2 separate regions of the Homo sapiens genome follow, and region 2 is linked to region 1. Evidence: read pairs that join two places in POLR2A ChIA-PET (ENCODE). Cell type or tissue: K562. All regions are shown on one strand. Each heading gives the region's core, and the rest is flanking DNA. Links, peaks and the distances in the headings are about the cores only.

Region 1 (12,584 bases), core at 2,010-10,009:
CTCAGTTACTTGGGAGGCTGAGGCAGGAGAATCGCTTGAACTCGGGAGGTGGAGGTTGCAGTGAGCCGAGATGGCGCCATTGCACTCCAGCCTGGGCAACAAGAACGAAACTCTGTCTCAAAAAAAAAAAAAAAAAAATAGAAATCAACTTCTACCTGATCATATCTTTCTGTGGTTCTGATTTTAAGTTACAGTTGGAATTAGACATCAAGGCAAAGGTTGCTGAAAAGGGAAGATCTTAAAGTAGAAAAAGAGCCAGGAAGGAAGCCTCTGAACAAACACAGATAGGAATAGCAGCTTGAGAGAACAGGCCCCCACCCTGGATATAAAGTGGGGAGCTGACACCGCGCCAGGACAGAGGCGTCAGAGCCAGCAGTGAACCCAGCTGGGGACGAGGCCAGAAGGGACACAGCCATCACGGGGTTGAAATCTCTTAAGCATTCCTGATTCAGGAAAGATTGTCTTAGTCAGATGCTTGCAATTTTTCAGTAGGCGGCACACCCAAAACTGATGTAGACGGGCCGGGCGAGGTGGCTCACGCCGGTAATCCCAGCACCCTGGGAGGCCGAGGCAGGAGGATTGCTTGAGCCCAGGAGTTTGAGACCAGCCTGGGCAGCATGACAAAGCCCCGTCTCTACAAAAAATACAAAAGTTAGTCAGGCCTGGTGGCATGTGCCTGTAGACCCAGCTACTCAGATGGGAGAAGCACCAGAGCCCGAGGAAGTCAAGGCTGCGGTGAGCTATGATCACACCACCGCACTACAGCCTGGGCAACAGATTGAGACCGTGTCTCAAAAAAACAAAAAACAAAAAACAAAAAACAAAACGGATGTAGAGTTTATGAAACCCTTTCACTCTGTTTAGAAAATCCAGGAGGCTCCTTCTGTGAAGAAGCATGTTTGTAATGTGCAGCATCATGGTTTAAAATGTTTGCCTTGGGCCTGATGTGATGGCTCACACCTGTAATCCCAGCACTTTAGGAGGCTGAGTGGGGAGAATCAGTTGAAGCCAAGAGTTTGAGGCCAGCCTGGGCAACACAGAGAGACCATCTCTCTACAAATTAAAAAAATTACCTGAGCATGGTGGCACAGGCCTGTAGTCCTAACTACTCAGGAGGCTGAGGCGAGGATTGCTTGAGCCCAGGATTTAGAGGCTACAGTGAACTGTGATCATGCCACTGCACTCCAGGCTGTGCAACAGAGCAAAATCCTGTCTCCAAAAATTTTAATTTAAAAAAGGTTTGGAGGCCGGGCACGGTGGCTCACGCCTGTAATCCCAGCACTTAGGGAGGCTGAGGCAGGCAGATCACTGGAGGCCATGAGTTTGAGACCAGCCTGTCTCTACTAATAACACAAAAATCAGCCAGGTGTGGTAGTGCACATCTGTAAGTCCAGCTACTTGGGAGGCTGAAGCATGAGAATTGCTTGAACCTGGGAGGTGGAGGTTGCAGGGAGCCGAGATCTTGCCACTGCACTCCAGCCTGGGTGACAGAGCGAGACTTTTTTCAAAAAAGTAAAAAATAAAACTAAAAAAAGGTTGGCCCTGAAGTCAAGTGACTTGGATTAAAACCTTCCTCTACCACTTGACTGCAGGCGTGATTCTCAACATCTCTGAGCCTCAGTTTCCTTATTTGAAATAGGAGGACTAATTAGAACTGTGTTATTGAGGTGATTTTATGAGATAATGACTATGTACAGGGGCAGGCAATGGTCAGTGCTCGACAAATGTTAGCTTTCCACCATTTTTCTACAGAACTGCGTGGCTAAACTCTCAGGTTCCCTAAAGCAGTGCCTCCCAAATGCTAGGGTAAGACCTGGCACCAGCCTGTGACAAAGTTTTCAGCATTCCTTGGCAAAGGGGAGAAGTGAGGAGAATGTTCTGCGTGCAGGGTGGTATTCAGTGGCCAAGGACAGAGTTCTTTCTTGGGAAGCAATGCTCTTTCCTCTGAGGACGTACAATGTCCCTTGCTTTTGGAAGTAATGATCATAGTAGAAGACATTTTAAGTTTCATGTTCTTTGCAGCTTTACGTTAGTCTTTAATTTTTTCTTCCTGGACCATGAAATCCAAGTGTCCAGGAACCATTCGAAAGGATATGAGAAAATACAAAGAGGGGTGGGCTGGGCAATGGCTCAGTGATTCTGCTTGGTGGTCCAAGGGCGTGAGCGTGGCAGGTGTATCTTCTACTTCTTTTACCACCACAGACTTCTCTTCGTGCTCTCATGTTCTTCCTTCTCATGTTTTTTTTTTTCCTTCACCAATTTCTCCCTCTCATTGGGTATGTTTCTAACTGTATTCTCCCTCTTGCTTTTGCTCCAGGCTGTTAGGCTATTTTCTCTTGTTTGTGGCAATTCCCCCCCTATTCATGCCCTGTTTCTCCTCCCCTTCACACACTTTAGATTTGTTTCTGGTTTTGCACCTGATTCTTTTTTTTTAAGCCATAAGTGCTGCATCCCCAGGTGTGCCCATGTACCCAGGTAACAGTGGTGGGGGACAGGTACAGGCTGTGTGCAGTAGAGCAGACACTGTGTTCATCCCCTCCAGACAGGGGTTTGTGCTGAAACAGGACAGCAGACGTGGCCCTTTCCTAGGCTGTTTTCTGTTACTTGTTTTTAGTAAAACAAAATACTGGAGATTGGGTAACTTATAAAGAAATGAAATTTATTCTCACATTTCTGGAGGCTGGGAAGTCCAAAAGCATGGTGCTGGCATCTGGCAAGGGCCTTCTTGCTGCATCATCACATGGCAGAAGAACAAGTGAGCACCCAAGACAGAGACATCAAATTAGGCCAAACTATCCTTTGTTTTGTGAGATGGAGTCCCATTCTGTTGCCCAGGCTAGAGTGCAGTGGCACAATCTTGGCTCACTGCAACCTCCGCTTCCCAGGTTTGAGCAATTCTCCTGTCTCAGCCTCCCAAGTAGCTGGGATTACAGGTACCCGCCACCACATCCAGCTAATTTTTGTATTTTTAGTAGAGGCAGGGTTTCACCATATTGGCCAGGCTGGTCTTGAACTCCTGACCTCAAGTGATCCTCCTGCCTTGGCCTTGAAAAGTGCTGGGACTACAGGCGTGAGCCATGGTACCCAGCCAAACTCATCCTTTTAATCAGGAACCAACTCAGGTGATAACTAACCATTCCCTCAATAACGGCATTAATCTACTCATGAGGGCAGAGCTCTCATGATCTAATCACCTCTCTAGAGGCTCCACCCTTAATGCTGTTACAATGGCACTTATATCTCAACATGAGTTTTGGAGGGACGTTCAAACCACAGCAGCTTTTCAGATGGTTCTGTCTCCATATTCATGACACGTCGTGTAACATTGCATTTTAGCAATGAAGATCATTCCTCCGGTGGTTGCATTTTTTTCCCCAGAGACAGCCAGCTAGGCCAACTTATCACAGTTTACCTGGGACTTTCCTGGTTTTAGCACTAAAAGTCCCACCTGGGCAACCTCTGGCAAGCTGCGACAGTTGATCACCCTAGAGCCAGTGGTGGTGAACCCCCTACTGGACTGTTGGTCAAAGATTAGGCACAGGTAGGTCTAAGTTCAGATAATGAAACCGATCAGGAGAGATTTCTGGGATCATTTATCCCATACAGGGGCTGGGATCATTTAACCCAGAGCAGAGAAAGCTGAGGTGGGGATGGGAGGGGGCTATTTTGGTAACAACCTTCACGTGTGTTTGCTGAGTGTACTTGAATGTGTGTCCAGCTGCGGTCCATCTCCACCCGAAATCAGAGCCAGAGGAAATGGATGGGAGTGGAGTCTGAATTTACTCACAAAGTTGAATTTCCTGCCAGTAAGTATTCTTAGACACTAGAATGAGTTTCTAAGACAGATTAGGCATTGTCCTTGGCGGTCCTCAGCACAGTAAATTCCTGAGGGCTTTAAGAGTTTAGGTGTGGCCCGAGAGCTGAGGGGATGGGCAAAACATATTTCCAAGATTCCTTCCAACCCTAGGACTCTGTTTCCATCTACCCACCAATTATGGCTCTAATTATTTTTCTTGTCCTCTTTTGCCCCTAGTTAAACCTTATGATGAGCAAGAAAAAAGTGGTTTGATTATAGTCTCCTTAAGGAACCAATGAAGCTTCCCCACAGCGTGATGGAGAGGAAAGGTTAGCATGTTTGTTTGTTTTTCCCTAAGGAATGCTTACATTTAGAAAAGATTATTTATTGCTCAACTTGATAACAGCAATATTAAAAGTTTAAAACAAAGAGAAAAATTCCCTGTAATCCTACTACTCCAACAGACTAGCCCACCCCACTTTTCTTCCCACTCATCATTCTGAGATTTCCTGAGGTTTTTTTTTTCTTTTTTTTTTCTTGACAGAGTCTTGTTCTGTCGCCCAGGCTGGAGTGCAATGATGCGATCTCGGCTCACTGCAACCTCCGCCTCCCAGCTTCAAGCGATTCTCCTGCCTTAGCCTCCCAGGTAGCTGGGATTACAGGCACATGCCACCACACCTGGCTAATTTTTGTATTTTTAGTAGAGATGGGGTTTCGCCATGTTGGCCAGGCTGGCCTCAAACTCCTGACATCAAATGATTCACCTGGCTCGGCCTCTCAAAGTGCTGTGATTACAGGCGTGAGCCACTGCGCCCAGCTTCTCCCCAGGTCTTCTTAGCATTTAACTTGGCATCCAACTTTACTCATTTAGGATTCTCACATTACAGCAATTGGACCTTATGGAGTAATTAAAGTAAAAAGCAAAGCAAACCAAACTAAAAGGAAATCCTAGTTAATTGAGTTATTTCTAATTTTTGAAATCAGCTTGTTTTCCTTCATGGAATTGTCTCACATTCTGGGAAATCAAGCTGAGCCGTCTGGTGAACAGTTGTTTCCAATCGATAGGCTTTGAGGTTGGCGATGGGTTCTTATTGTTTTAGGGATTTTTCCCTTTCATATAAACAGTTTCCTTTGTTGGAAATTGAGCCCCTGCTACACTAAACCTGAGCATCTCTTTCCACTGTGCTATCCTTTTTTTTTTTTTTTTTTTTTTGAGACTGAGTTTCGCTCTTGTTGCCCAGGCTGGAGTGCAGTAATGTGATCTCGGCTCACTGCAACCTCTGCCTCCTGGGTTCAAGCAATTCTGCTGCCTCAGCCTCCCACGTAGCTGGGATTACAGGCATGTGCCACCAAGCCTGGCTAATTTTTGTTTTTTCAGTAGAGACAGGGTTTCACCATGTTGGTCAGGCTGGTCTCGAACTCCCGACCTCAGGTGATCTGTCCGCTTCGGCCTCCCAAAGTGCTGGGATTACAGGCGTGAGCCACCATGCCCAGCCTCCACTGCGCTATTCTTAAGTTGTGACTCATCACTGATCGTGGCCCACCAACTCTGAGGTCAGATGCTGACAGTGTAAACTCTGGCTGATCTGATCAGCTCCCCACAGAAGTTCCTTGACTTCTGTCTACCCCGGTGCTGACACAGTTCCCACCCCAGCCCACCACACTTGCACCCATAGTCTCATCCGGGTTACTCTGTGTGTTCACAAACTCAAATGGCAACGAAAAGCTTAGCCAGTGGTAACCAAAGTAACAGGACTGGGGCCAGGAAAAATCCTTAACTCAGAGAACAACATCTTGATTCTTGCGTGAGTGGTTTTTCAGGTAAGAATATAAAATAGTTTTAGTTTCACCTTTGGATATAAAGTAGATGAAATAAATTATGCTCAAAAGAGGTATAATGTATGAGGCCCTGTATAGATACTGATTTTATCTTTAAGCAAGCGGTTGTTAAAAAGCAGCAAGGCCATAGAGCAGGATGCAATGTAGAAACCAGTAAAGGGTTTAATATGATGCCTTTTATTACATGATTTAAACAATAAGCCTGGGGTTTTTCCCCACATGGATTCTTCCTTTAAGAAGGAGAACAATGCCTTTTGTCTTGTTTTGGTTTCCGCTGGGTGTCCATTTAGAGTTACAGGTTAATAGTGATATTAGTGACACCAGCAGAATGTTGCCAAAACTGGGGGATGTCACTGTATTTTGTATCCTTTTTAAATAGAGGAGGCTCTTCCTTTTTGTTTATATTTTTTCTACTTGGTTTTCCAAATCACAGCTCTATCCATAAACCTCATGCAGTCATCATAAGCAGTAAGTACACTGATGAGACAAATGTTCTGATTTGGTTTCATTACAGTCTTTTAATGACCCATCCCCAATCTTACTCTCTTCCCATGAGTACCCAGGTTTTATTTCACTTCTTTTTTTTTTTTTTTTTTGAGACAGGGTCTTGCTCTGTCACCCAGGCTGGAGTGCAGTGGCGTGATCACAGCTCACTGCAACCTCAACCTCCTGGGCTCAAGTGATCCTCCTCCTTCCCCTCCTGAGTAGCTGGGACCACAGGCACATACCACCACATCCAGCTAATTTTTTAATTTTTTTTTAGAGATGGAGTCTCACCATATCATCCAGGCTGGTCTTGAACTCCTGGCCCAAGTAATCCTCCTGCCTTCAAGCAATCCTCCTGCCTCAGCCTCCGAAAGTGCTGGGATTACAGGTGTGAACCACTGCATCCAGCCAGTACCTATGTTTTAATGTGTGTTCTTCCAACTCACCTTCCATACCTTCATATACATAACATCATCTATATAATATAGACTTTAATTTACCAGTGCGCATTGTGCTATACATCTCATTCTACTGATTTTCTTCATCCAACATGTGTTTTTTTTTTTTTTTTTTTTGAGACGGAATCTCACTCTGTCGCCAGGCTAGAGTGCTGTGGCACGATCTCGGCTCACTGCAACCTCCAACTCCCTGGTTTAAGGGATTCTCCTGCCTCCACCTCCTGAGTAGCTGGCATTACAGGCATGCACCACCATGCCCGGCTAATTTTTGTATTTTTAGTAGAGATGGGGTTTCACTATGTTGGCCAGGATGGTCTCGATCTCCTGACCTCGTGATCCGCCAGCCTTGGCCTCCCAAAGTGCTGGGATTACAGGTGTGAGCCACCGCGCCCGGCCCATTCAACGTGTTTTTGAGATCTAGCCATGTTGATAGAAGTAAATCTTATTTACTGATCTGGCTGCCTTATGGTTTTCCCATCCTATGCATATACCACATTTTCCTTACACACCCTCCCACTAAGGGATGGCTTACACTGGCAGACGATGCTACTGCAAACTGACATAAATCTCTTTGTGCATCTGTCAGAAGGATTCTCTGGGATATCACCCAGGAACTGTACTGCTGGATCACATGAGAGTATACATATGTGCATGTTTTCACAAAATGCTTCCCAACTGACCTTCACAAATGACAACAGAAGGTGACTCCTGCCCATCTGTAGTGTAATGAGGAGTTTCATTTCCCCATGTCCTTGTCAGCACTTGATATCATACAACTTTTTATTTCTTGCCATTCTAATAGTTGTAGTATCTCATTTTTAACATACTCTATTTTTTTGATTACTAATGAGTTTGAGAGTCTCTTCACATATTTATTAACTACTCTGGTTTTACTTCTGGTGCACTTCTCATTCAGGTTTTGCCTACTTAAAACTTTTTTCTTGCAATTGCAAGTGTCCCTTAGATTTTTTACATTTTAATCTTCAGTCCTGGTTCTGCAAAATATTTTCTTCCAGCCCATCTCCTGTCTGTTACCTTTCATCTAGGGTGTTTACTTTTGATGTTGTTAAATCCATTAATTTTTCCTTTGAGATTTACACTTTTTGTGCCCTGCTTGAATCAGTTAGCTTTTGCTATGTAACAAACCACACCAAAGCATAGTGGCTTAAGCCAACAAGGATTCATTGCTGTGGGATTAATTGCTTCTGAACGGGGCCTGATGGGCGGGGGCTGGATGATCTGGGGGGCCTCACTCACATCATGGCCCCAGCTGGGATGGCTGGGCCTCTTACTCCACACGGCCTTTCACCCTCCAACAGGGCAGCCCAGGGTTCCGCACACGGCGGCTCCGGGATTCCAGCGCAGGAGAGGGCAAGCCTGGTGGACCTGAGCTTTCCAGGCCTCTCCTTCTTCACATTTGTTAATGCCCAGTGGACCAAAACAAGCCACATGGCCACACCCAAACTCAAGGAGTCAAATAAAAGCCCCCACCTCCTGCTGGGAGAAGCTGCCAGTGCAGTTGTTACTTTTCTCAATCTACTGTGCCACTCTAAGCTTATAAAGATGTTTCTTCTAGCCGGGTGCAGTGGCTCATGCCCGTAATCCCAACACTTTGGGAGGCTGAGGTGGGAGAATCGCTTGACATCAGGAGTTCAAGACCACTCTGGGCATCGTAATGAGGCCCTGTCTCTAAAAAAAGCAATTAACTGGGCATGATGGCTCATGCCTGTAGTCCCAGCTACTGGGGAGGCTGTGGCAGAAGGATTACTGGAGCCCAGGAGGTCAAGGCTGCAGTGAGCTATGATCACACCACTGCATTCCACCCTGGGCAACACAGCAAGACTCTGCCTTTAAAAAAAAAAAAAAAAAAAAAAGATAGTTCTAGATTTCTTATTAGTAGTTTTATAGTCTTAAAACTATTTGGCATTTCTTTTTTCTTTATATTGTGATTTTTAATTCATTGAAATCATTTAAATCTTTATAAACAGTAAATATTAATATATGTGTTATGTATCAATATAATTATACATTATCATATATTGTTAAAATAAATTTCAGCCAGGCACAGTGGGTCATGCCTGTAATCCCAGCACTTTGGGAGGCCAAGGCGGGTGGATCACCTGAGGTCAGGAGTTTGAGAGCAGCCTGGCCAACATGGTGAAACCTGGCTCAACTAAAAATATAAAAATTAGCCGGATGTGGTGGCAGGCACCTGTAATCTCAGCTACTTAGGAGGCTGAGGAAAGAGAATCGCTTAAACCTGGGAGATGGAGGTTGCAGTGAGCCGAGGTCATGCCACTGCACTCCAGCTTGGGTGACAGAGCAAGACTCTGTCTCTAAATAAATAAAATAAATTTAAATTTTGAATTTTATTTAAATCTATTTGTTTTTCTGCAGAGTGATTCTGTTTCTTCTTTTTGGTGATGGGGTGGTGGTTTTTTTTTTTTTTTTTTTTGAAACACAGTTTCACTCTGTCACCCAGGAGTGCAGTGGCACGATCTTGGCTCACTGCAACCTCCACCTCCCAGGTTCAAGCCATTCTCCTGCCTCAGCCTCCCGAGTAGCTGGGATTACAGGCACCCGCCACCATGCCCAGCTAATTTTTGTGTTTTTGGTAGACATGGGGTTTTGCCATGTTGACCAAGCTGGTCTCAAACTCCTGACCTCAAGTGATCTACCTGCCTCGGCCTCCCAAAGTGCTGGGATTACAGGCATGAGCCACCGCGTCTGGCCACATGATTCTGTTTCTAAACTTCCTGTTCTGCCCATCAGGGCATAACCTTGCCATATGTTTATGCTTTGTAATGCGGGTTACTGTCTAATAGAGCTAGTCCTTTGCTTTTGTTTCTCAGAATTCCCTTGACTATTTGTGGACTTTTCTTTATACATTTTAGAATTAATTTTTCCAATTTACGGATTATCATGAGATTTTGATTAAAATGGCATTGACTTAGACATTAATTTAGGGAGCATTAACATCTACTTGGTGCTAAGTTTGCCCATCCATTAGACATGATATGTATATATCTGTTTACTTAGTTGTTCTTTTATACCCTTTATTAGAATTTTTCTCCCGTAACTTTGTGTGGTTTTATTGTTGTCAGGTTAATTCATAGATACTTTCTAGTTCTGGGGATTTGACAGTATCAAGTAGTGTTGTTCCTCCACCCTTGCATCTCACCAGACTTCAAACGGTGTAGGTGTGGCCTAATGGAATTCTTACAATATCGTAATAAAACTCTGAATCTGAGTAAAAAGCATGTTATCCAGGGTTTATATTAATATTTGAGATGACATCATTTATCATGCCTTCTAAAATGCACCAAATGATTCACTTCAAAATGAAATCAGCCTGCTGAAGTATTCACCCAAGAGATTTTAATAGATTTTTCTTTCCCAGTAACGCAGGAGGTCAGTTCTCAGTAAAACACACAAAGGCATAAGGTCATGAGCTATTCTCTCTGAAATCTCCTTCATTTCAGCCGTTCCCAAGTGTTAGAATTAATTGCTCAACTGTAAGAACTGCGACCCAGAGAAGTTTCAAGAACCAGCCAGATGGGAGAGAGTTTTACAACACACATGGGCTTACACCCTAGCAACAAAAAGACCAAAGGAGGAAAAAACTCACATTTCCATTGTTAGCACTGTGCCTATAATTTTCCTTTGTTTTAGGGGACAAAAACTGAGACAGATGATGGGTTAAACTTAATATACCTGAATTTTCATAGTGTTGGGTGCTAGGGGTTGTCAATATTTGCTCAGAAAAAGATGGTAACTGCTTGTCATTTTTGCAGAGAAGAAAGAATATAATGAACCTTTTGAGAAACACGTTTCGACAGTTTGAGAAGGCTTTGTCTTTTGGACACAGCAGCATGTTTAGCAGAATGATTACCTGGTCTAGAGAGCAAATACTATATGCATTATTTTCTTGTTGTTGTTTAAGACTTTTTTTCACGCCTGGCGTGGTGGCTCACACCTGTAAGCCCAGCACTTTGGGAAGCCGAGGCAGACAGATTGCTTGAACTCAGGAGTTCAAGATCAGCTTGGGCAACATGGGGTCTTGCTATGTTGCCCAGGCTGGTCTTGAAAAAATAAAAAATTAGCTGGACATGTTGGTGTGAGCCTGTAGTCCCAGCTCCTCAGGAGGCTGAGGTGGCAGGATTGCTTGAGCCTAGGAGGTTGAGGCTACAGTGAGCTGTGATTGTGCCAGTCCACTTCAGCCTGGGTGACAGAGCAAGACCCTGTCTCAAAAAAGAAAAATAAAAAAAGGACTTTTCCTTATTTTTACATTTTTTTGTTTTCACTGCATTTTTACTGCATTTTTAATCCCCCTTTTTTGCATTCATTTTAAATATCTGGATCCACTGCAAGTACTTCCGTCGATGAGAAGGCATGACATAGTAGATTCTCAGTTGCTCAGTTCAAAGCACCAACATGCCACTTAGTCAAAGAACCTTAGGCAAGCCACACTCTGACACAGAAGGGGTTCAGATCAGCAGTCCCCAACCCTTTTGGCACCAGGGACTGGTTTTGTGGAAGATAATTTTTCCACGGACGTGTTGGTTGGGGTTGATGGATTCCAGATGAAACTGATCCACCTCAGATCATCAGGCATTAGGTCCTCATAAGGAGCATGCAATCTAGATCCTTCGTATGCACAGTTCACAATAGGGTTCACGCTCCTATGAGAATCTAATGCCACTGCTGATCTGACAGGAGGCGGAGCTCAGGTGGTCGTGCTCACTCACCTACCACTCACTCCTGTGTGGCCCCATTTCTTACAAGCCGCAGACCAGTACTGGACTATGGCCTGCGGGTTGGGGACCCCTGGTTTAGATGAACCCAAATGTCCTCTCAATCACTAAGATTCTCCATAGCTTCTTGAACTCTTGAGCTTTGGAGATCATTCTCGAAGTTTCTATAAATAAAAGTGGAAATCAGCCCCCTCCTTAAAACCAGTGAGAGGCTTAGAGAGCACAGTAATCATGATGTTTCTGTAATCCTCCCAGAACCGAATCAGAAATGGCCAGGACACTGAGGCATTCACATGATAGCGAGGAGCAAAGTGCAGGCTTAATGTGTCCTTCCAAAGTCCACATTTCTTCTGCTAGCAATTTCTTAAATTGCCACAGAAATTGAAATGGATAAGAATTTTGGTTTGTCAACAAGATAAAAAACTCACAGATAAAGTGAGTTATCTGCTTTTTGTTCAGACCAAAAGGTGACTTTACCAGAAATTATGCTGGACATCTAGGGAATTAATCTGGATGAGTGAGCTCAGCCTGACATAAAGATGCTTCAATGCCCTTCTTAGCAATGATGCTGAAATAGCAACAGCTTTAGCTTGCTGAGGCAATAACAGCTGCCAGGGCAAAAAAGAGAAATGAGAAAATCAAAGCCATTCTGAGGTATGAGGCAGCAATTAAGAGAATCTCCCCTTGAAGGGCTTACTTAAGTAAGCAATCATTCAACCAATATCCATTTATTACCTACTAATCAAGACATCAGATCTGTATTCTCTGCCTTCCAGGAGCTTATGATTTAGGTAACAGCTACCACCTCTTCTCCAGACTAAAGAACCCCAGTGCCTGCGCCTCTTTCTGACATTGCACCTCACCCCGTAAAGCCACGAATTGCCCCAAGCCCATGTGTCTTTGCATTATTTGATGTTTGGTTTTTCTGTTTTATTATTATTATTTTTGTGGCAAAGTCTCACTCTGTCACCCAGGCTCCAGTGCAGTAGCGTAATCATGGCTCACTGCAGCCTCAACCTCCCAGGCTCAAGTGATCCTCCCACCGTAGCCTCCCGAGTACCTGTGACTACAGGTATACATCACCACGCCTGGCTAATTGTTGTGTTTTGTAGAGATGTGGTCTTGCCATGCTGCCCAGGCTGGCCTCGAACTCCTGAGCACAAGTGATCTATTCTCCTTGGCCTCCCAAAGTGTGGGAATTATAGGCATGAGCCACCGTGCCTGGCTATGTTTGATTTTTCGATCCCTTTG
Region 2 (12,584 bases), core at 2,143-10,142, 71 kb before region 1:
TGCTGTGGGTCGCCCTGCACCTGGGGGAGCCCTGAGGTTCAGTCAGAAGATGGTGCATTTCCCAGTAGGAAAGGTCTGTGCTGCTTCATTATGGGGTCAGATGTTGTGAAGATTTGGAAAACAAACTGCTTTTGGGAAAATAATGAGCAGGAGGCATTAATCTTCATTTTATGCATATAACTTGTAACATCTTTACCAGTAAGTGAGAAACTTAACATTGGATATTGTGGTTTTTCTTTTCTAGCTTCCAAAGGAACTGTCTTCAGAGACTTTTGACAAGACCATCTTAAGAGCCCTGAATCAGGGTTCCTTGAAAAGGGAGGAACGGCGACATCCTGACCTAGAGCCCATCCTAAGGTAATGATTTACCTGACGCCTATCATAGCAGCATACACACAGGACAAAGGGCCGCTCCAAATGGGGTCTTCAGGTGGGGGAATCATAGAGATCCTTTCTCTGGCGTACTTCTTAAAATGGACATGTTATCCTTGTGCTATTTAGGTCTAGGCTCATAGTAAAAGATACCAAACTAGTTTCATCATTGTACTCTTCAGTTCTCTGATATCATAAAATTTAGTTGCTTCTGAAATATGCAGATATTGAATAAAGGCTCTTATATTCTTTATAAAATACTTATTGAAAGAGGCCTTTGTCCAAGAGCTCTACTTTGGAGAGATGTTTTATTTGTTTAAAGTTGTCAAGTGCCTGGGCTGGTGGGTGGGAGAGTGAAGGGCAGCCCTGCTTTCCAGCACCTGCTCTTCGTGGCTGTTACTCTCTTGGAGCCATGGTGCTGCCAGAGGTCAAGGTTTTGCCCTCGTAAGGTTGTTGGGCTTGTTGGGAAAGATGCGCTTAGATGAGATGATCTTGGATTAATTCCCGGAGCCTCCCATGTGCTCACAGAGGAAGAAATTGAAGACACAGGCAAGGCGCGTCATTGGCGGCACAAGGACCCTGTGGAGGCGGGATGAGTGTGGATGTAGGGAAATGTACTTGTTTCGTGATGGGAAGTTGAGGGAATTTTTGCCCAATTAATAGCTTATATTTTCCCTAAGAGTTTTTCTTAAGAATGGGTAGATTGAGGGTGTGGGATCACATGCTTGAGAGTAGAGGGGATGTAAAATCATTATGTGGAGAGCTGGAGAACAACCTGATGAAGGAAATCAAGTGAGCTGGGCAAGGTGTGGAGTCCATTTGAGATTGAAGATCAATAAATTATCGTGGTATTGGTCTGTCCTGTTGTGTGAATTATTTTTTAAATGTTTCCCGGCAGCTCAGGTCCAAGTGTCAGGAAAGCAGGTAGTTGTATTTGTCCTGGATGGGGCTTTCTTGGATGTGACAGAAAGACAATGAGGCAAGGGAATTTGGGGAAAAAATGTTCAGTTTTTAACAAATGATGGACAGTTAGGAGAACTAAGCTGGACTAGGAAGTGAAAATAGGTGAGTCTGATAGAGTAGAATGAACTGTGCTTGGAAGACAGGTGCCATGGGAGTAATCGGGTAATTAAGCAGCGAGAGTCTCATTAGGGTGAGAGCGGAGGCATCTGAGTGAGTGGATCTGGAGGTGACGGTGGAGGTCAGCGTTTGGTTTTGGCAGTCGTGGCACTCACCTCTCTGAGGGCTTCCCTGTAGGAGGGACATAAATTCAGGAATCATGGCCAAGGAAACATGCTGTTTTACTGGAAACTTGCAGTTATTAATAAATACATTACATAAAAGCAGTGCTGGAGCCTCTATGGCTTAGGGTCAGGGCTTAAGTAAGACAGCCTATCATCTGCCTTCTAAACTTGAGGTGGCCCAGTTTGGAAAGCCGATTTCCTGAGGTAGAGCAGAGGTGTGTGTCATTGACTGTTACGGCCCCCCTCCTGAGTAGGGAATTGGGACCAGTGAGTATTCTCAGGATGGGTGGGGCTGAAAAGAAGGGGATGAGTGTTTGCTCCCCAGTGGAGACAAGCAGAAATCTGGGAGGGGGAGAGTATTTTCATGTATGACAAGATCCGGGGTGTGACAGTTTGTGCACGGTTACCCAGCTGCCTTTCCCTAAAGACACGGCCTCAGGGCAGGAGCCCCCCAAGCTGTGGATGAGCTGCTCAGAGTTCTGAGCTGGGGAGGAAAGGGGCTTCTGGGCGGGCACCAGCTTGGTCTGGAAGGATCAGAAGATGAAGACTTGCTCCTCTCCCACCACCCCACAGATGCCAGTTGCCATGACAACAGGTGTCTTTGATATGAAAAGGACATTTTGGGGTCAATTGGCAAAACTTAAATGGGATCTGAGGAATAGAAGGTAAAAATTGGTCAGTGTTAATCTCCTGATATTGATTGTAGGAGAACATAGGAAATACTCACTGATGTCTTCCCAGGAGTTAGCCATTACACTAGGTATTTATGGTTTAGGAAAAAAGTATTTGTACTGTATTTGTAAGTTTGAGATTTTCAGAAGGAAAAAATTAACTATTTCTGGAAGGAGCCATTTTCAAAAAATGGCTCTCAGCTAGGACCCCAATTAAAAAGTAAGTGGCTGGGCATGGTGGGTCATGCCTGTAGTCACAGCCCTTTGCGAGGCCAAGACAGGAGGATCATTTGAGGCCAACAGCCTGGGCAACATAGTGAAACCCCATCTCTACAAAAAAAATTTTTTAATTAGCTGGGTGTGGTGGTGCACACCTGTAGTCCCAGCTACTCCAGAGGCTGAGGTGGGAAGATCGCTTCAGCCCAGGAGCTTGAGGCCGCAGTGAGCTATGATTGCACCTCTGAACTCCAGCCTGGGCAACAGAGTAAGACCCTGTCTCTTAAAAAAAAAAAAAAAAGTATGTGGGTGACTCCTTGTTAAAGCTTTTAGGATTCTCCTCAGCTTTGATCATACTTGGCCTCTTGTGCATGTCTGTGTCTGTGTGTATTTTAGGTGTTTTTACTGTAAAGATGTTATTAAAGCTAATTTTGAAGAATGCAGAGGTGTGTACTGAGAAAATTCCCCGGTTTCCCATTCTCCAAATCTGACAGCTAAAGTAGCCTAACTTTTCCAAAATTTTCTGTGCACATACATGCCCTTAGATTTATGTGTGTGTGTGTGTGTGTGTGTGTGTGTGTGTGTGTGTGTGTGTGTATTTCCTTTACTATCCAAATGGAAGTATTTTATACATATTAATACTTTTCTGCCACTTTTTTCTTTAAATATATTGGGACATGGTAACACATCAGTACATGTAAAAAGATGGCTACTTTATTTGCTACATAATATACCTTTTTAGCTGAACCATAATTAATCAACATATTTTACGTCCATTTTAGTTGTTTCTAAATGTTTTTAAACTACTACAATGTCCAGGTATATGATTATTTAATTTTTTACTTTTTATTTTTATTAATTTTTTTTTTGAGACAGGACCTCGCTCTGTTGCCCAGGCTTATCTCAAACTCCTAGGCTCAAGCAATCCTCTCCAGGTATATATTCTTAACACATATGGATACATTTATCTGTAAGATCAATTTATGGAAATAATGTAATTGGTCAAAAGTTACATGTATTTTTAATATGTAATATTTTCAAACTATTTCTAAAAAGGTAGCAGCACTTTATGTCTTCTGAGGCCTCATACTTGTATCTCCCACCTGAGCAGACTCAAAACATTCTCAATTGCTCTTCTTTGCCCATCTCGGAAAGACAGTCCGATTTCAGTTTGTGTTTGAGTAGGCTTTGCCGCCTCCCTGTGAATGGCCTTTTCAGTCCTTTCCACACTTTATTGGTGTCACTGATTGGAAGAGTTACTTGTTAGATAAAGAGCCCTGCTTGCGATTACTTCATGACCATAGAGGTGTTTTAAATTTTTATATACTCAGATTTATTGATCTTTTCTCTTCTGGTTTCAGGGTTTTGTGTCATGCCTAGAAAGACCTTTTCAAAGATATGTTTGAAAATGTATCTGAAATATGTTTCAAAAAATATGTTTTCTTCTGATACTTCCTTTTTAAAAAAATCTTGGATTCATTTGTAATTTATTTTGATGTAGGGAGTATGGCGGGAATTCGTATATTTTCCCAAATGGCTGGCCTGTGGCCTCAACACCATTAATAGGATGTCAGGACACTTCCTTCTCAGTTTGTGGGTTTTAAATTAGTAGGTCATCATTTGTGTCTCAGAAGTGTAGCAGTTATAAAGGAGGCGGAAGAAAGGAAACTGAGAAATAGGAAGTACTTATTAGTGATACAGATCTTGGTTGGTACAGGACACACTGCATTTAGTCTCAAATATGCTGTAGGTTAGGAAAATGAAAATACGGCCTGAAATGTGCATTTGGGGTTGGATGATTTCTGTCATGTCAGAATGTGACCTTGTTTTTCTCACTCATTTGATTTATCAAATAGTTTATGGCCACTTTGATTTTTTAATATCGGTATAATTGCCATCTGTGGTTATTCATTAATGAGCCTTGACTTTAGTTTGCATGCTGATTTCAGTCCCCGCCTTTATCTCATTTGTGGTTTAAATGTAATACTCAGTGTTCCTGTAGTGGATGTATACATAGTATTTGGAGTTATATCTGGGCTGTTGCCTGGGACTCAGGCCTTGAATTGAAGGTGTGCCTGTGCTTTTGACCAGTTGGTTTCTAACATGACTGGGTGTGGGTTCCACCACTGCCTTTGGATTTTAATGTCAGCCTTAGGTAATATGTTCAGACCTGGAAATCTAGATTTGCTCCTGAATTCAGATCTCAGTTCTTTCATCTCTTAATTTCACCCATGTCTTCCTGTTGAATGTTTACTTTCACATTAGAAGACCAAGAAGCAATTTTGCATGATATACAAGGCAACTTTGGCCCATAAAGGTCATCTGTTGGTATATTAATGATTTTATAATTAATCTGAATAATAGGTCAAAAACCTTGGGGGAGAAATTAATTGAAATTTAAAATGCGCATTAAAAGTGTTCAAAACTAATAGAATGGGATTTGTATGTTGAGCACCTAAGTAGTAGGTAGGGTGACTGTTTATCTGTGTGCACTATTTGATTCTTGTAACCATGAGAAATTGGAAGTTGAAAGGCTAACTGGCTTGTTTAGGGTGCTTCATCTTATAAGCGACTGAACTGGTATTCAAATCCAAAGTAAACTTCCTGGTAGATTCTGCTCTAATTCTTTGCCCAAGAGCCCTTTTACAGGTACCACTGTCGGGAAGACCTCCAGCTGGAGTCTTTTAATTACATTAATAAAATATGAGGAAAGCTGGGTTTCAAAGATAACTTTGACTCATGGCATGATACACATTCAACATGAGTCATCAGTTAGTCATGCCTTAGGTTGTAGAATATATGTATGATATATGATAACTACATAATTGACTGTTCCATATTTTTCAGGACTCTTAGCATCCCAAACTTCCCAACCTCCCACTTTGAGAGTGTGGGAATGCCCGTTAATACTACAGCCAAAGGCCAGGCTCAGTGGCTCACGCCTGTAATCCCAGCACTTTGAGAGGCCGAGGTGGGCAGATCACCAGAGGTCAGGAGTTCGAGACTAGCCTGACCGACATGGTGAAACCCCGTCTCTACTAAAAATACAAAATTAGCCAGGCGTGGTGGCACATGCCTGTAATCCCAGCTACTCGGGATGCTGAGACAGGAGAATAGCTTGAACCTGGGAGGCGGAGGTTGCAGTGAGCTGAGATCGCGCCATTGCACTCCATCCTGGGCAATAAGAGCAAAATTCAGTCTCAAAAAAAAAAAAAGTACAGCCAAATAAGGAGAAGAACACCTGTGGAGAAGAGTAAAGAAATTGCAGTTGTTTTTCTGAACAGAAGGGTGGCTATTGGACCACTTGGGCAAAGGCTGAAATAATACATTTTTGGGCCAGTATTGAAAACTTACCATTAGATTATACAAAATTAAAAATGAACCTATTTAGTCGATTCTTGCAAATGAATTTTGTTAAATGTTACTGACTTCTTCCCATAGGAAATACATTAGAAAATAATATTCTTTTCTATAGGAAAAATATTTTTCCATACCTGAATTAAACTGCCACTTCATTCTGCTTTATAATTGAAACTGAGCTTCTTGTGGATTAACATTACCTGAAATTAACAAATCTCTTTTCTTTTTATGTGCAGGCAGCTATTTTCAAGTTCATCACAAGCTTTTCTACAAAGTCAGAAAGTACACAGCTTCTTTCAGTCCATATCATCAGACTCCCTACACAGTATCAGTAAGCATCCTCTGTCCCTCTGTGGAAATCTTTTTTCTTTGTTGGATTTTATTGCTTTACTGTGTCATTTTGTGTAGGTTTGTCACTTTAGTTAAAGTTAAGGAATAGTGACATACATTTTTAATGTCATTTTTAATGAGTTTTTACACTGCAGTTTTAAAGAAGGTCATGAATAAAAGCTAATATAACAGAGCAGACTGATTCCAAGGTAAGGCCTGAGTCTCTCTAGTCTTTGGGGCATGGCCAGTCCTTCATTTCCTGGGCAGGAACTGTTCCCTCACAGGCTGGAGACCTTACAGTGCCACGTGCTGGTGTATGATCTAGTCTGTCTTCCTCCTGTCACCTGTTCCCAATTGACCTTTCCAGCCGATCAGACAGAAAATGTTAGCCCTGTTCTTCTCACTCTGCCTCTTTGTTTTCATCACGGAAAGGACAACCCATACTAGACAAAGGATGTCTTCCTTTATGTCCCTTCGTCACCATCCCTTTGTTTACAGTTAGGCCTTTCTTTCATGCACGGACTATTAAAGGTAAACCCTCACTCTTTTCTCAGATTCTAGTTTCCCACTCTGATCTATCCCTGGATTATCACAAGGATAAATGTGTTAAATTCCTGCTTGGTCTGAAATTCAGGCCTCACTGTGACCTTCCGGGAGCTTCCTTCTGCTCCCTGTGCTCTGTCTCCTAGCATGCCCAGCTGTTGCCTGCCCTGTGTCTTTGCTCATTTGTACCCTTACTTAAACATACATCCTTTTGTCATAGCCCATTAAAATCACACCTGTTTTAAGGCCCAGCTGAAACATCACCTCTTCCACGAAGCTTTGCCAGTTTTTCTTATGTTCCGTATGTTGAGTTTTGCCCTCTTATTTCACCTTTCACCACTGTCTGCCTTGTGTTTAATTTTCTACACATCTACCTCAGCCTGCCTTTTACAAATATTTTGTCAGTAACATTGGCGTGTCCTTTAGCAGAATTTCTGCTGAACTTCAGGCATAGCTATGGCAAGGAACATTTTTCTTTTTTAAAACTGTCCCTCTGCTCTCAAGAGAGTCATTTTTTCCTGTATTTAAAGGGGAAAGAAAAACACATATTTCCTCAATTTGAGGTGTGAGAAAAAGAGGTGCAAGAATAGTATGATTGTTACACGGGCTAACCTTTAAAGTTTCTCTAATTAAGTGTGTTAATGCTAACGTAATTATCAATCCGAATTAAAAATATGACTCTTTGTGATTAGTTGACCAAGACAAAATGTACAACTTCATGATTAAATTTATGTCTGAATGATAACAACAGCATTTATTAAAGAGAATCCTGATCATTCTGTAGCTATGTAGATTTAACCATCAGTGCTTTCCCCCTGCGCCAAATGTGTTTTTTATTGAACATGTATCAATAGCATCAGTTTAGTTTCAAAAAGGCATTGAATTGAGCACAAAGTTAAACTTTTAGTTCAGATGAACAGGCTGCTCAGGAAAACTCACCCAAGTGAGGAGTTCATATATAAGTAATAAACTCATCTTGAGGGTGTGGCAGTATTTAAATTACATGAGCAGTGCTAAAGAGGTTGGTGGATTTTGTTTTTAGGTTGTAAAATTAAAACACTGTATGAAAGTACAGAACTTGAGATTGTGGGAAATCTTGTCAGCCTAACGTTCTTACATATCTGAGTTGTTTCACTAGTGAATATACTGTTGTCAGGGTTCATTTGCATACACTGTTGGGTTTTTTTTTTTTAATTGATAGCTTTATCTTTTTATTCTCTGGTACAGAGAGCATCACTCCATATCCTGAAAACTAGCGCTGAAAAAAAATAATGCTAAAGTCCTGAATGAGTTAAGATGTTGAACTGTGGAGTCCTGCTGGCCTGTATTTTAATGGGGAAGTAATCCAAAATGTGTTGCATGGGCCAGTGCTGGTCCATAAATTGCTTGTTACTGTTCTGTAACACGAGAACAGAAATTGAGAGCAGACACTGAGAGATTAACAATTTGACAGTGCCACGTTATTTTATTGTATTTTACAAAAGTAACGATCCACAGCAAACTGAAGATTTAAAAAAATGAAAACTGAATCTTTACCACACCACAGATGTTTAAGAAGCACCTTTCTACTTTATTTCCTCATTTTGCACATGAGCACACTGGGGCTGACAGATATGAAATGACTTGTCCAGGTCAGTCGCTCTTCAGGGAACAGCTGGCCTCTTGAACACGGTTCCCACTCACAGTCTAGTGCTTTGGGCTGTGTCATCTTGCCTTCTCACTAGTAGCCATGTTTTCTTCACCACTCACCCTCCATTCATTTTCCTTAGGTAAAAAAACAATTATTATATTTGTTTTCTTTATTTTAATTTTCCTAAAAAGTTAATAGTATTGAATGCTTCCTGCAGATAACTTACAATCCTCTCTGAAGACTTCTAAGATATTAGAACACTTAAAAGAAGACAGCTCTGAAGCTTCAAGTCAAGAAGAAGGTAAAGGTAGATTCACTAGAGTAAATCATTCTGCCTGCTGATAGCACATGGATAGAACATTTAAGGAGTGAAGAAACTGACATATAGGAATTGGAATGTGACAGAGGTTGCATTACAAATAAGTGGAGAAGGAATAGACCATTCAATAAATGGTGTGTGGAGAAAGAATAAATTGTTCAATAAATGGTGTGTGGACAAAGAATAGACCGTTCAATAAATGGTGTTGGCACAATTGATTTTCCATATGAAAAAATAGGTATAATTAGATTCCCAGTTACATCATGCAGAAGACATTCAAGTGAATAACAACTTATATGTAAAATGTAAAACTTAAACTTTTCAATGTTAATTTGGGAGGAGAAGCCTTTCTTGAATAAAGTAGAGCATGACCACGGTAGAGATCTTAATAAATTAGAGCTTCTCTGTGACAAAAGGAACCATATAGCCAGGAGACCATCCATAGATTGAGAGATGGTGTTTGCAAGATATTTACAGATAAGACTATATCCAGACTATGGAAGGATCTTCCTAAAAAGTCAATGAGACAATCATCCCAACAGAAATATAGGTGAAAGACATAAATAGGTGATTCTGAGATGAGGAAACCTGAACAGCTATTACATAATGTGCAGCCTCACTGGTAGTCAGGAAAATGCAAATGGAAACAGGTGTCATCTCACACTCAGCAGATTGACAAAACATTTTGGAGTCTGACATCAAGGATATGAAGCAGTGGGAACTCTCAGGCACTGCTGATGGGGATATAAATTGACAGAACTATTTTGGACGAAATTTGGTGCTGTGTAGTGAAGTTGGAGATAATTATATGCTGCTGTCCAGCAATCCTGCATCTATGAGAATTGTTACACACCTGCAAAAGGGGACATGGGCCCGGGTCCTTGAGGCAGCATTGTTTGCAAGGGCAAATACCAGGAAATTGCCTGAACATTTCAAATGTTAGTAATGTTATAAATAAATAATGTCTTTGTACTAGGTAGCAATTAAAATAAAGGATATTTATAGTACAATTGGCTCTCCATCTCTGCATTGGTGGGTTTAACCAACTGTGAGCTGAAAGTATTTGGGGGAAAAAATTCTTTTTCTTGTCATTCTCTAAACAATACAGCATAACAACTATTTGCATAGCATTTACATTGTACTAGGTATTATAAGTAATCTAGAGATGATTTAAAATATACAGGAGGATGTGCATAGATTACATGCAAATACTGAAGGACAGTTGTATATTGAAACATGTAACAGCTAATGTGTTTATGAGCACACATATATGGATAGTTAAAACTTGCACTAGAATGTTTCAACAAGTAAGCTACTAGTTAGCCTCTAGAGGGATGAGGGGGAGTGGAATGGAGGGAAGACCTTCAGTCATTCCTGTGATATTCTGTTTCTTAAAAGAGGCAAATATGGAGCAGTCTGGAGGGTGGTGTACATGGATGTTTGTTATATTAATAGATACAGGTTTGAATGTTTGAAACTCTTCATTTTTTAATGGTTAAAAAGTTCTATCTGAAATTGGATGTTTTAGTTTTGTAGGGACATGCTCATATAGACTTTCATAGTTTTGAACAAGATTGATTTGCTGTTAGGTGGAAGACATTTGAGAGAACATAAAAGGTAATTCAGAGTTTACTGTGTTTTTGAAAAATTGCTTAAGATGTCTTCTATGTTGAGAAATGCTTAGAAGTGCTTCATACCATCTGTCACCAGTGGTTATGATCATACAAACTAGTAGCATCCTACTGTTGGTTTTTGCTGCAGCATTTAGTGTAATAAGTTACTTTTTCCTCTCTTCTAGATGTGTTGCAGCATGCCATAATCCACAAGAAGCATACTGGGAAAAGTCCCATTGTGAAGTAAGTATCCTCTTTCTAAAACAAAAAGTGCTTTGGTATGTTTTAAAATCAATGTAACATTTAATTAAATTTCTGATGTATTTGGCTATAATTCTGTCATTTTGCTATTTGCTTTTTATTTCTTCACTTTTTCTGTTTCCTTTTCTCACTTTTTTTGCCTCCTTTTGGGTTGTTTTTCTTCTGTGGTTTTTTTTTGTTTTGTTTTGTTTTGTTTTCCCCTATCATCTTTGATAGTTTTACAATGAAAGTTCTTCTAGTGGCTACCCTAGAGATAATATTACATATCTTTGACTTATTAAAGTTGGATATTTGTGCTTGTACTGGTCCCAAACAATTTGAGGACCTTAGATTACTGCAACATCATTTATTTCCCCCTAACTTGTAAGCCGTGGCTGTCATGCATTTTAATTCTCTGTATAATTTTAAATTCCATGAAACCTCTTTGTAGTGTTTGTGTACTCATTCCTTCCTGTGTCTCTGAGCATCCACCTATGATCATTTTCCTTCCAACTGAAGAACACTTGAGTATTTCCTATAGTCACATCGGCCAGTGATGAATGCACTCAAATTTTTATCTGGAAAAAATGTTTATTTTGCCTTCATTTTTACAAGATACTCTTGCCACATGTGGACTTCTAATTGGGCAGTTACTTTCCGTGAGCTTTTGAGAGCATAGTTTCCTTATCATCTGGTTCTCCCTTTATTTCCTTGCATCTTATTCTCTCCACTCACCTCCAGTTTCTCCTGCAGATCCCATAAAACCGTCTGTGATTTCTTACTCATACCACATTAGCGCTGTGCTCCTCAAGTATGAGCCGTGACTTTCCATGTTCCGCCTTAGGGCCTTTGCTGCTCACACAGGAGTCTGCCTCCATCCTTTTTGGGTCTGTCATTCTGGGAGGGCCCAGAAGCTCGGAGCTCCTGATGCTTCCAGCCTCCACTGTGGACTCTTCATTGCAGTCCTTCGCCATTTCATCCTCTCCACTCCCTTGCTCCTGCTTTTTGGGATCACTTCCCAAATAAACTCTGTTATGCTGGACTCTGATTTTGAGAGGAACTCACACTTAAGTCATCTGGCATCCAGAGTTTCAATCGGTCTTACTGCTGCTCTTTTGAAGATAATACGCATTTCCCTCTGATTACTTTTAAGGTTTTGTTGTTGTCTGGTTTTCAGCAGTTTTCCTAGCTTCCTTTGCATGAATTCTTGAATCTGTAGCTTGATGTCTTCTGATTTTAGAAAACTAGCTTTTTACTTCTTCAAATATTTCTTCTCCGCTTTTCTCTTGCTCCGTCTTCCAAGACTCCAAATCCTTGTATGTTAGATTTTTCACCATGTCCCGTGGTTTTTTTTGTTTTTGTTTTTGTTTTTTGAGATGGAGTCTCGCTCTGTCACCCAGGCTGGAGTGCAGTGGCGCAGTCTCAGCTCGCTGCAACCTCTGCCTCCTGGGTTCAAGCGATTCTCCTGCCTCAGCCTCCCAAGTAGCTGGAACTACAGGCACCCGCCACCATGCCTGGCTAATTTTTTTTTTGTATTTTTAGTAGAGACGGAGTTTCACTATGTTGGCCAGGATGGTCTCGAACTGCTGACCTCAGGTGATCCACCCACCTCAGCCTCCCAAAGTGCTGGGATTATAGGTGTGAGCCACCGTGCCCAGCCGTCCCATGTCTTTTAAGCCTTTTTTGTTTTTCACATTTTTTTCAGTCTCAGTGCTTTAATCTGTTTTCTTCCGACCAATTTTTTCTTCATTGATTTTCTTCATCTGTTTCCCCTTCACTAATTTTCTCCATCTATTTCCCATTTGTTGAGTTTGTAATATTAGTTTATTTTATAAGTTCTATAATTTACTTTTTTTTTCTTTTCCAAATTTCTCTTCCAAAATCCTCAGTATTGTATTTGTCAACCATGTTAAGCACTGTTACCTGAAAGTCTGTGTCCAATAAGTTTATCATCTGAATTCTGCTGGGGCCTATTTCTCTTGTCTGTTTCTTTTGGTTTTTGATCTCATTATCCTGTTCCTTCATGTGCCCAGTTACTTAAGTGCT

The links. Peaks named below come from ENCODE experiments on the same cell type or tissue, not always from the same donor. Only the 100,000 strongest peaks of a DNase experiment are listed, where the experiment ranks them.
Region 2: POLR2A ChIA-PET joins it to region 1 with 5 read pairs; 2 of 35 experiments call an interaction of 5 or more read pairs at or near these places.

What each region holds. Positions count from the first base shown.
Region 1 is chr18:62,621,343-62,633,926 of GRCh38, forward strand. No RefSeq gene overlaps it. Among named protein-coding and RNA genes, the nearest start is that of PHLPP1, 88 kb to the right of the region's middle. In K562, for the core only: no CTCF peak of the experiment used is centred there; a DNase peak (open chromatin) is centred at 5,409.
Region 2 is chr18:62,550,104-62,562,687 of GRCh38, forward strand. ZCCHC2 (zinc finger CCHC-type containing 2) reads left to right here. Exons shown (of 14, transcript NM_017742.6): 5 at 245-357; 6 at 6,100-6,194; 7 at 8,584-8,667; 8 at 10,484-10,541. Among named protein-coding and RNA genes, the nearest start is that of ZCCHC2, 33 kb to the left of the region's middle. RefSeq lists a silencer at 8,399-8,498. In K562, for the core only: no CTCF peak of the experiment used is centred there; a DNase peak (open chromatin) is centred at 5,258.